Linked DNA regions of Homo sapiens: region 2 is linked to region 1. A link is an interaction called in ENCODE POLR2A ChIA-PET data of the cell type or tissue named here. Cell type or tissue: GM12878. All regions are shown on one strand. Each heading gives the region's core, and the rest is flanking DNA. Links, peaks and the distances in the headings are about the cores only.

Region 1 (5,380 bases), core at 285-5,284:
TGCGCCTGTAATCCTAGCTACTCTGGAGGCTGAGGCAGAGAATCGCTTAAACCTGGAGGGGCAGAGGTTGCAGTGAGCCGAGATCGCCTCACTGCACTGCAGCCTGGGCTACAGAGCGAGACTCCCATCTCAGTAAAATAATAATAATAATAATAATAATAAATCTTGAAATTTATTTTATTTATTTACTTATTGTAGAGATGGGGTCTTGCTATGTTGCCCAAGCTGGTCTCAAGCACCTGGCCTCAAGTGATCCTTCCACCTTGGCCTCCTGAAGTGCTAAGATTACAGACTTGACCCCCTACTCCTGGTCTATAGTATTTAGGGTTAGAAAAATAGGTGTGGTAGGCTGTTTTTGCATTGCCATAAAGGAATACCTGAAACTGAGTAATTTATAAGGAAAAGAGGTTCCATTTGGCTTCTGATTCTTCAGGCTGTATAGGAAGTGTGGTGCCAACATCAGCTCAATTTCTGGTGAGGCCTCAGGGAGCTTATGATCACAGCAGAAGATGAAAGAGGAGCCTGTTTCACATCATGAGGGTAGAAAATAGAGTGGAAGCAACAGAGAGCAGGGAAGTTGCCACATACTTTTAAAACACTTTGTTTGAGACAGTCTCACACTGTTGAGCAGGCTGGTGTGCAATGGCACAATCTTGGCTCACTGCAGCCTCCGCCTGCTGGGTTCAAGCGATTCTCCTGCCTCATCCTCCTGAGTAGCTGGGACTACAGGTGCGTGCTATCACGCCTGGCTAGTTTTTGTATTTTTAGTGAGATGGTGTTTCACTGTGTTGGCCAGGCTGGTCTCGAACTCCTGACCTCATGATCTGCCCTCGGCCTCCTAAAGTGTTGGGATTACAGGCGTGAGCCACGCACCCGGCCAAAAAACACTTTTTTTTTTTTTTTTTTTTTTTTTTTGGAGACTGTCGCCCAAGCTGGAGTACAATGGTGCAATCTTGGCTCACTGCAACCTCCACCTCCCGGGTTTAAGCACTTCTCGTGCCCTCATGCCTCAGCCTCCTGAGTAGCTGGGATTACAGGCACGTGCCACCATGCCCAGCTAATATTTGTGTTTTTAATACAGATAGACTTTTGCCATGTTGGCCAGGCTGGTCTGGAATTCCTGGGCTCAAGTGATCCACCCGCCTTGGCCTCCCAAATTGCTGGGGTTAAAGGCATGAGCCACTGCATCCAGCCTTAAAACACTTTTTTTTTTTTTCTTTGAGACAGAGTTTCGCTCTTGTTACCCGGGCTGGAGTGCAATGTCACGATGTTGGCTCACTGCAACCTCCACCTCCCGGGTGCAAGTGATTCTCCTGCCTCAGCCTCCCAAGTAGCTGGGATTACAGGCATGTGCCACCACACCCAGCTAATTTTGTAATTTTAGTAGAGACGGGGTTTCTCCATGTTGGTCAGGCTGGTCTCGAACTCCCAACCTCGGATCATCTGTGCACCTGACCTCCCAAAGTGCTGGGATTACAGGCATGAGCCACCACGCCCAGCCAAAACACTTAAAACAACCAGCTCTCACATGAACTCAGTCATCACCAATGGGGTGGCACTAAGCCATTCATGAGCGATTTGCCCCCAGGATCCAAACACCTCTCCCCAGGCTCCACCGCCAACACTGGGAATTACATTGCAGCATGAGATTTGGAGAGGACAAATATCCAAACTATATCAATAGGTTTTGTTTGGATATTTATTTTTATTTTTATTTTTTGAGACAGAATCTCACTCTGCCACCCAGACTAGAGTGCTGTGGCTCACTGCAGCCTCAACCTTCCAGGCTCAATTGGTCTTCCCACCTCAGCCTTCTGAGTAACTGTAACTACAGTCACGTGCTACCACACTTGGCTAATTTTTTGTAGAGACAGAGTTTCACCTCATTGCCCAGGCTGGTCTTAAACTCCTGGGCTCAAGCGATCTACCTGCTTCAGCCTCCCAAAGTGCTGAGACTGCAGGCGTGAGCCATCGTGCCTGACCTCAATTATTGAACTAATTTTCTTACAATTAATTATTAAAACTGGCTGTGTGCAGTGACTCAAACCTGTAATCCTAGCATTTGGGAGGCCAAGGCAGGAGGATTGCTTGAGCCCAGGTGTTTGAGACCAGCACTGGCAACATGGCAAGACCCTGTCTGTACAAAAAATTTTAAAATTAGCTGGGCATGGTGTTGCGTGCCTGTAGTCTAAGGTGAGAAAATCACTTGAGCCTTGAAAGTCAGGGCTGCAGTGAGCCGTGTTCACACATTCTGTGAAAATTCAATCAGGCAGAAAAGTGACAACGTTTTCTCTTTGACATTGTTATGAATTGTATCTAAATTTGCAGCTCTAGATTTTTTTTCAATTTTGAGGGTTTTGAGAGCAAACTGCCTTTTTTTTTTTTTCTTTTCTCTTTTTTTCTTTTGCCCCTGCCAGACATGGTTTTTCTCTGTCGCCTAGGCTGGAGTGCAGTGACAACGATCACAGCTCACTGCAGCCTTGACCTTCCAGGCCCCAAGCATTCTTCCCACCTCAGCTTATCACAGGTGCACACCACCATGCCTGGCTAATTTTTTAAAATTACTTTTTGTAGAGATGGGTCTTGCCATGTTGCCCATGCTGGCTGGTACTCAAGCAATACCCCTGTTTTGACTTCCCAAAGTGCTAGGATTATAGGCATGAGCCACTGCCCCCGGCTGATTTCTTTTTCTTTAACCTCCTCTTCATTCAAGTTTCTGATTCTTGAAATGGTAATCTAGAGTCTGTAGTAGATTGTGTCGTCACAATAGGAAGACAGTGCAAATAGAGGAAATAGACAGTATTTATAATAAGGATTTTTGAATCTCTAAGAACTTATTAATTTTTTTTTTTTTCGAGACAAGAGTCTCACTCTGTGGCCCAGGCTGGAGTGCAGTGGCGCGATCTCGGCTGACTGTAAGCTCCGCCTCCTGGCCTCAGCCATTCTCCTACCTCAGCCTCCTGAGCAGCTGTGACTACAGGCACCTGCCACCACTCCAGGCTAATTTTTTGTATTTTTAGTAGAGATAGGGTTTCACCGTGTTAGCCAGGATGGTCTCAATCTCCTGACCTCGTGATCCGCCCGCCTTGGCCTCCCAAAGCGCTAGGATTATAGGCGTGAGCCACTGTGTCTGGCCTACTTAAAACTTTTTAAGAAAATTTTTGTAAAGTACACAGCATAAAATTTACTAGGCCAGGCATCGTGGCTCATGCCTGCTGTAATCCCAGCACTTTGGGAGGCCAAGGTGGGTGGATCGCTTGAGCCCAGGAGTTCAAGACCAGCCTGGGCAACATGGTGAAACTCCATCTCTACAAAAAATACAAAAATTAGCCAGGCATGGTGGCGTGAGTCTGTAGTCCCAGCTACTTGGGAGGCTGAGGTTGGAGGATCGCTTAAGCTCAGGAGGTTGAGGTTGAAGCTACAGGGATCTGTGATCACACCACTGCATTCCAGCCTAAGTGACCGTGAGACCCTGTCTCAAATAAGCAGGGCCAGGCGCAGTGGCTCACGCGTATAATCCCAGCACTTTGGGAGGCCGAGATGGATGGATCACCTGAGGTCAGGAGTTCCAGACCAGCCTGACCAATATGGTGAAATCCTGTCTTTACCAAAAATACAAAAACGTTAGCCAAGTCTGGTAGCATGCGACTGTAGTCCCAGCTACTAGGGAGAATCGCTTGAACCTGGGAGGCAGAGGTTGCAGTGAGCCAAGATTGTGCCACTGCACTCCAGCCTGGGCAACAGAGGGAGACTCCATCTCAAATAAATAAGTAAGTAGGCTGGGCGTGGTGGCTCTTGCCTGTAACCCCAGCACTTTGGGAGGCCGAGGCGGATGGATCACCTGAAGTCAGGATATATATATACATACATACATACATACATACATACATACACACACACACATACACATACACATACACAAAAGCCAAACATTTTGTTGATCCATTCATCCATCCATGGAAACCTTAAGTTGCTTCTACCTTCTGGCTATTGTGAATAATATTGTTATGAACATTTATATATTAATACTCCAGTTACTGCTTTCAGTTCTTTTGGATGTATACCCATAAGTGGAATCACTGGATTATATAGTAACTCTGTGTTTTTTGTGTGTGTTTTTGTCTGTGTGTGTTTTTGTTTTTTGTTTTTTTTTGAGGGACTGCCATACTGTTTCCCATAGAGTTTTCACCATTTTACATTCCCACAAGTAGTGCACAAGAGTTCCATTTCTCCACAACCTGGCTAACAATTACCATTTTTTTTATGGTAGCCATTCTAATGGATATGAAGTGATAGGTCATTGTGGTTCCAATTTGCATTTCCCTAATGATTAGTGGTGTTGAGCATCTTTTTATGTGTTTATTGACACTTTATATATCTTCTTTGGAGAAACGTCTGTTCACATCCCTTGTCGATTTTTTAACCAGGTTTTTTTTTTTTGTTATTGAGTTGTAGGAGTTCTTTATGTATTATGGATATTAAGCCCTCACCAGATAAATGATTTGGAAATATTTTCTCCTGCAACACAGAAGTTTTTTTGTTTTAAGTAGTGGGGTCTTGCTGTGTTGCCCAAGCTGGCATCGAACTCTTGGGCTCAGGTGATCCTCCCACCTCAGCCTCCCAAGTAGCTGGGACTACAGGTGTGTGCCACCACACCAGCTTCACAGGAGTGTTTATTTTTATTTCTAATTTTTATTATTTTCTTTCTTTCTTTTTTTCGAGACAGAGTCTCGCTCTGTCGCCCAGGCTGGATTGCAGTGACACAATCTCGGCTTACTGCAGCCTCTGCCTCCTGGGTGTTCAAGCAGTTCTCCTGCCTCAGCTTCCCACGTAGCTGGGATTACAAACATGCACCACCATGCCTGGCTAATTTTGTGTTTTTAATAGAGATGGTGTTTTACCATGTTGGCCAGGCTGGTCTCGAACTCCTGACCTCAGGTGATCCACCTGCCTCAGCTTCCCAGAGTGCTGGGATTACAGGTGTGAGCCACTGCATGCGGCCAGGAGTTTTTAACTTTGATAAAATTGTCGTGCATATTCTCGTATTTTTTGCTTTGGTTTCCTGTACCTTTGATGTCATATCCAAGGAATCATTGCCAAATTCAGTGTCATGAAGTTTTCTCCCTTATGTTTTTGCTTTCTAGCTCTTACATTTAGGTCTTTGATCCATTTTGAGTTAATTTTTATATATGGTATAATGTAAGGGTCCAGCTTCACTAATTTGAGAGATTATCAGTTTTCTTTTTTTCTGTTTTTTTTTTTGTGTGTGTGTTTTGTTTGTTTGTTTGTTTGTTTTTTGAGATGGAGTCTGGCTCTGTCGCCCAGGCTGGAGTGCAGTGATCTTGACTCATTTCAAGCTCTGCCTCCCGGATTCACGCCA
Region 2 (5,380 bases), core at 222-5,221, 72 kb after region 1:
GGTCATGGCAATAGTTTTTTGGGATGCTCAAGGCATTTTGCTTGTTGAGTTTCTGGAAAGCCAACAAATGATAATATCTGCTTATTATGAGTGTTTGGACAAAGTCAAAGCTTTAGCAGAAAAATGCCTGGGAAAGCTTCACCAGAGAGTCCTCCTCCACCATGACAATGTTCTCGCTCATTCCTCTCATCAGACAAGGGCAATTCTGCAAGAGTTCCCATGGGAAATCATTAGGCATCCAGCTTACAGTACTGATTTGGCTCCTTCTGACTTCTTTTTGCTTCTTAATCTTAAAAAAATTTTTAAAGAGTGCCAATTTTTCTTTGGTCACTAATGAAAAAAAGACTGTTTGAAATGGTTAAACTCACAGGACCCTCAGTTCTTTGGGGATGGACTAAATGGCTTCTATCATTGCTTACAAAAAGTGTCTTGAAGTTGATGGAGCTTATGTTGAGAAAGTTTCTATTTTTATCTCTTAACTCCAGTTTTCCATGACCTTTCTGAAGTGGCCAATTATTTATATTGTGTACAACCATTACCACCATCCATCTCTAGAACTTTCTCACGTTCCCCGATTGAAACTCCATCCCCATTAAACACTAAAGCCTATTCCCGCTAACCTCAGCCCCAGGCTCAAGCAATCCTCCCACCTCAGCTCCCTGAGTACAGGCACACAACATCATGCCCGACTAATTTTGTATTTAATTTATATTTTTATTTTTGAGATGGAGTCTCACTCTGTCGTCCAGACTGGAGTGCAGTGGCACAATCTCTGCTCACTGCAAACTCTACCTCCCGGGTAGCTGAGATTACAGGGGTGCGCCACCACACCCAGCTAATTTTTTGTATTTTCAGTGGAGACAGGCTTTCACCATATTGGTCAGGCTGATCTTGAACTCCTGACCTTAAAAGATCTGCCCACCTTGGCTTGGCCTCCCAAAGTGCTGGGATTATAGGTGTGAGCCACCGCACCTGGCCATAAACATTTAATTTAACCACCTACTGTCACTGAGATTAGAAAACCATCACAGAATACTGTATTCTGAATAACACACTGCCCATTGATCTACTACTAGCATATTTAAGATCTGTAATGTGCCTTTTCAGTCTGTAAAGAGAAGGCCAAATGCCATTTGATGATATTGGGGCACATAGTGCAGCTAAAAGCAAAGCAATGGATTTTACAATGCTGTATATGAGAGAAGGTCTAAATGCTACTGAAAAAGTTTTCAGGGTTCCAGCATGTATCCGTTTTTTTGTCTTTCTGTTTTTTTGAGACAGAGTATCGCTCTGTTTCCCAGGCTGGAGTGTAGTGGCCGGATCTCGGCTCACTGCAACCCCCGCCTCCCGGGTTCAAGCAATTCTCCTGCCTCAGTCTCGCGAGTAGCTGGCACTACAGGTGTGCACCACCAAGCCCAGCTAATTTTTGCATTTTTAGTAGAAATGGGGTTTCTCCATGTTGGCCAGACTAGTCTGAAACTCCTGACCTCAGGTGATCCGCCTGCCTTGGCCTCCCAAAGTGCTGTGATTACAGGCGTGAGCCACCGTGCCTGGCCACAAGTATGTATCTGTACATTTTAGTTAGATGGTACAGGGACAGCTAATGGGAGGTAAGGTCAGGTGGCTTAGGTAGCCTGTGTGTGATGATTAGTACTTTTTTGTGTGTAGGTGAAGAATAGGACAGATCTCTTGAAACCGTTCAGAGAATTTTGGCAATCTCCAGGGAAACGTTCAACTTTTGTATAACTGAAAATGTATGTTAAGGGGTAAGGAAACTAGAATTTAAAACAATAGTAACAATAACAGTTGGGCGTTTATTTTGTACTAGGCACTTTGCTAGGCGCTTTCTTTATATTTACTGATCCATTTAATTCGTAGAGCAACCCTTTAAGATACATACTTTCATACTAATGAAAAAGGGAGGCAGAGGTTCAATAAAGGTCCAGGTTTGAGAAGAAAGTCATGTAAAATTTGTCCCTAATACTGGCTTTCATTACTACACTTATTAGTTAATAGAAACAGAAGTGAGTAGGAGGAACACACTAGTACTCAGATCAGGTTTGAGCCTTCTGGATCAGATGCCATGAGAGGATGTGAAAGATTGCCAAGAGGGCACTTAGATGATGTAGAAATTTAATAGCCCAAAATTTCAGAATTCCGTAAATGCTAATTTTTTTGTTTTTTTTGAGATGGAGTCTCGCTTTGTCGCCCAGGCTGGAGTGCAATGGCGCAATCTCTGCTCACTGCAACCTCTGCCTCCTGGGCTCAAGTGATTCTTCTGTCTCAGCCTCCTGAGTAGCTGGGATTACAGGTGCCCATGCCCACGACCACACCCGGGATTTTTTTCTATTTTTTTTTTTTTTTTTTTTGTATTTTTAGTAGAGATGGGGTTTCACCATGTTGGCCACGTTGGTCTCAAACTCCTGACCTCACGTGATCTACCCGCCGTGGCCTCCCAAAGTGTTGGGATTACAGGCGAGAGTCACTGGGCCCAGCTCATAAATGATAATATTTTAAATGTTTTTACACACATGCTTCAGTAACTTTTTTTTTTTTTTTTGAGACACAGTCTCCTTCTGTCACCCAGGCTGGAGTGCAGTGTCGCAATCTTGGCTCACTGCAACCTCTGCCTCCTGGGTTCAAGTCATTCTCCTGCCTCAGCCTCCTGAGTAGCTGGGATTACAGGCATGCACCACCACACCTGGCTAACTTTTTGCATTTCCTTTTTTTTTTTTTTTTTTTTTTAGTAGAGATGGGGTTTCACCATGTTGGTCAGGCTGGTCTTGAACTCCTGACCTCAGGTGATCCACCCACCTAGGCCTCCCAAAGTGTTGGGATTACAGGCATGAGCCACTGAGCATGGCCTGACATTGAGTTTTATAAAAATACTGAAGCAGGATAGTGGGGGTATCCTGAGCTGATCAAATCTGGGACTCTTCCCTAGAAGAAACTCAAATGCCTACAGTCTAATTCAGGGGTAAATGAGTTAGGTATGTAAGGAAAAAAGGAGGATGAGTTAAGTTCTAAGGCCAAGGTGAAAGGAGCCACCTTCTAGATTTCCAACAGGAAAAGTCTGAAATCTCAGCACAAGAATGATCAAAGATGAACAGTTTGGTAAGTTGTTTTTCTGGGCAGGGTGGGGAAGATGTAAGTTGTTGACCTGTGTTAGAATTAACTATAACACGAAGAATTAAAGAGTGGGACCTATTACCTATTGACATTTCGTGACTGTTTTCTCCATTTCTGGGACCTTGTATCCAAAAGGTAGCCCTTATTTTATGTAAACCTCTGCAACCACTTGAAAGGCACTAAGCAAAAGAAATATTTGTCTTGTTAATAAAAATAGAAATATCAAAATACCATATCCTAAATAAAAATTACACAAAGAAAAAAGATTTTTCTTCAAATTTGTGCCTTAAAACTGGAAGTTATGAGATAATAACAGATGCTATTATAAACGGACCCAGGAAAACCAGATGCAGGTTTCTCTCTCAAATGCTTAGGTGTTTGGGGTGACTGGCACTAAGAATATACTACGAATAAAACAAAATGTCTAAATTCCCACTTGAGGAAGAATGGCGTACATTACCTTTGTAAGTCAATTTGTCTTTCTGCTGGTGCTGCCTTTTTGGCTAAATCTTGCAGTTTGGGTGCTTTGGCATTACCTGCTTCCAAACCCCCAGGGCTCTCCTGACCCACTGCAGCTCTCTTCCTTCCCTTGTTAATAGGTTTATTTAGATCATCATTTTTGGTAGCATTGCCCTGAGATTCAGACTTGGGTCGACGTCCTCTCCTGGGTTTGGAAGGGGCGGGAGGTCCCGATTCATCTACTTTCTCATCTGTTTTTTGTTGGATATTCTCTGCACCAGCTGCTGTTACTGTTCTTTTCTTTCCTCGGTCACTGCTGATGTTGCCCTGGGTAGCCTGATCAGAATTAATTTCCTAAAAAAGCACAAAACAATTCTATAAACACAAATTCCTTAAATATTAATGATCTCTATTAGAAAAGAGTGTTTTGAAAGTATTTTAAAGGAGTCTGGATTTGAGGGCTTCCAGTTAACTGCTTACATCACATTAGGAAAGTAAGCTCCTTGAGGAGAGTGACTGTGCCTGGTACCTACCATGGTGTATAGCATATATAATGTGCTCAATAAATGCTCATTAAAAAGCAAAGGCTGGGAACAGTGGCTCACGCCTGTAATCGCAGCACTTTAGGAGGCTAAAGCGGGAGGATCGCTTGAGCCCAGGAGTTCCAAACAATCCCCGGCAACATAGTGAGATCCCATCTCTACAAATAATTTAAAAAATTAGCCGGGCATGGTGGCTTGTGCCTGTAGTCCCAGCTACTTGGGAGGCTGAGGTGGGAGGATTGCTTAAGCCTGGGAGGTTGAGGCTACAGTAAGCAGAGATTATGCCACTGGACTCCAGCCTGGGTGACAGAGGGAGATCTTATCTCAAAATAGTAATTGCAAGCCCGGCACGGTGCCTCACGCCTGTAATCTCACTACTTTGGGAGGCCGAGACGGGTGGATCACCTGAGGTTGGGAGTTCAAGACCAGCCTGACCAACATGGAGAAACCCTGTCTCTACTAAAAATACAAAATTAGCCAGGCATGGTGGCCCATGCCTGTAATCCCAGCTACTCAGGAGGCTGAGGCAGGAGAATAGCCGAAATTGCACCATTGTACTCCAGCCTGGGCAACAAGAGCAAAACTCTGTCTTGGGGGGAAAAAAATTGCAATAATAAAAATATAAAGCACAAATAGTACTTGAAAAATAAAATCTAACTCTCAATGTAACTCAATGTCTATGGCAATATGCATTTTTCTATGTAAGTTTGTTTAAGTCAAGACTGCTTAATTTTACACAAGGATCCCACAATATTCTAATCTATTGGTATCTGGATTCTAAGAGTTTTGATAATAAGAGGTAACTTGTTACCTGAATCCACTGACATGCTGTGTTTCAAACACCAAGCAGAAAGAGTTTAGATAGCAAGAGATTGATCTAAAAATGTAACGTCGGGCGGGCATGGTGGCTCACGGCTGTAATCCCAGCACTTTGGGAGGCCAAGGCGGGTGGATCACGAGGTCAGGAGTTCAAGACCAGCCTGGTCAAGATGGTGAAACCACATCTCTACTAAAAATACAAAAATCAGCTAGGCATGGTGGCAGGTGCCTATAATCCAGCTACTCAGGAGGCTGAGGCAGGAGAATGGTTTGAACCCAGGAGGCGGAGGTTGCAGTAAGCCGAGATCGCGCCACTGCACTTTAGCCTGGGCAACAGAGAAAGACTCCATCTCAAAAAGTATCCTCATGTAGCTGAGTTCAGAAAATGAGAGTTTGGATAGGAAAAGTTAAGCTACTGTGGTGTAACTGCA

What was found. ChIA-PET counts read pairs that join two places held together with the same protein. Peaks named below come from ENCODE experiments on the same cell type or tissue, not always from the same donor. Only the 100,000 strongest peaks of a DNase experiment are listed, where the experiment ranks them.
Region 2: POLR2A ChIA-PET joins it to region 1 with 7 read pairs; 5 of 35 experiments call an interaction of 5 or more read pairs at or near these places.

The regions. Positions count from the first base shown.
Region 1 is chr4:39,762,049-39,767,428 of GRCh38, forward strand. All of the region lies in intron 4 of UBE2K (ubiquitin conjugating enzyme E2 K), which reads left to right. Among named protein-coding and RNA genes, the nearest start is that of UBE2K, 67 kb to the left of the region's middle. RefSeq lists a silencer at 2,129-2,178. In GM12878, for the core only: no CTCF peak of the experiment used is centred there; DNase peaks (open chromatin) are centred at 1,903 and 2,233; H3K27ac peaks cover 1,869 bases.
Region 2 is chr4:39,834,267-39,839,646 of GRCh38, forward strand. PDS5A (PDS5 cohesin associated factor A) reads right to left here. Exons shown (of 33, transcript NM_001100399.2): 32 at 3,590-3,942. Among named protein-coding and RNA genes, the nearest start is that of UBE2K, 140 kb to the left of the region's middle. In GM12878, for the core only: no CTCF peak of the experiment used is centred there; no DNase peak of the experiment used is centred there.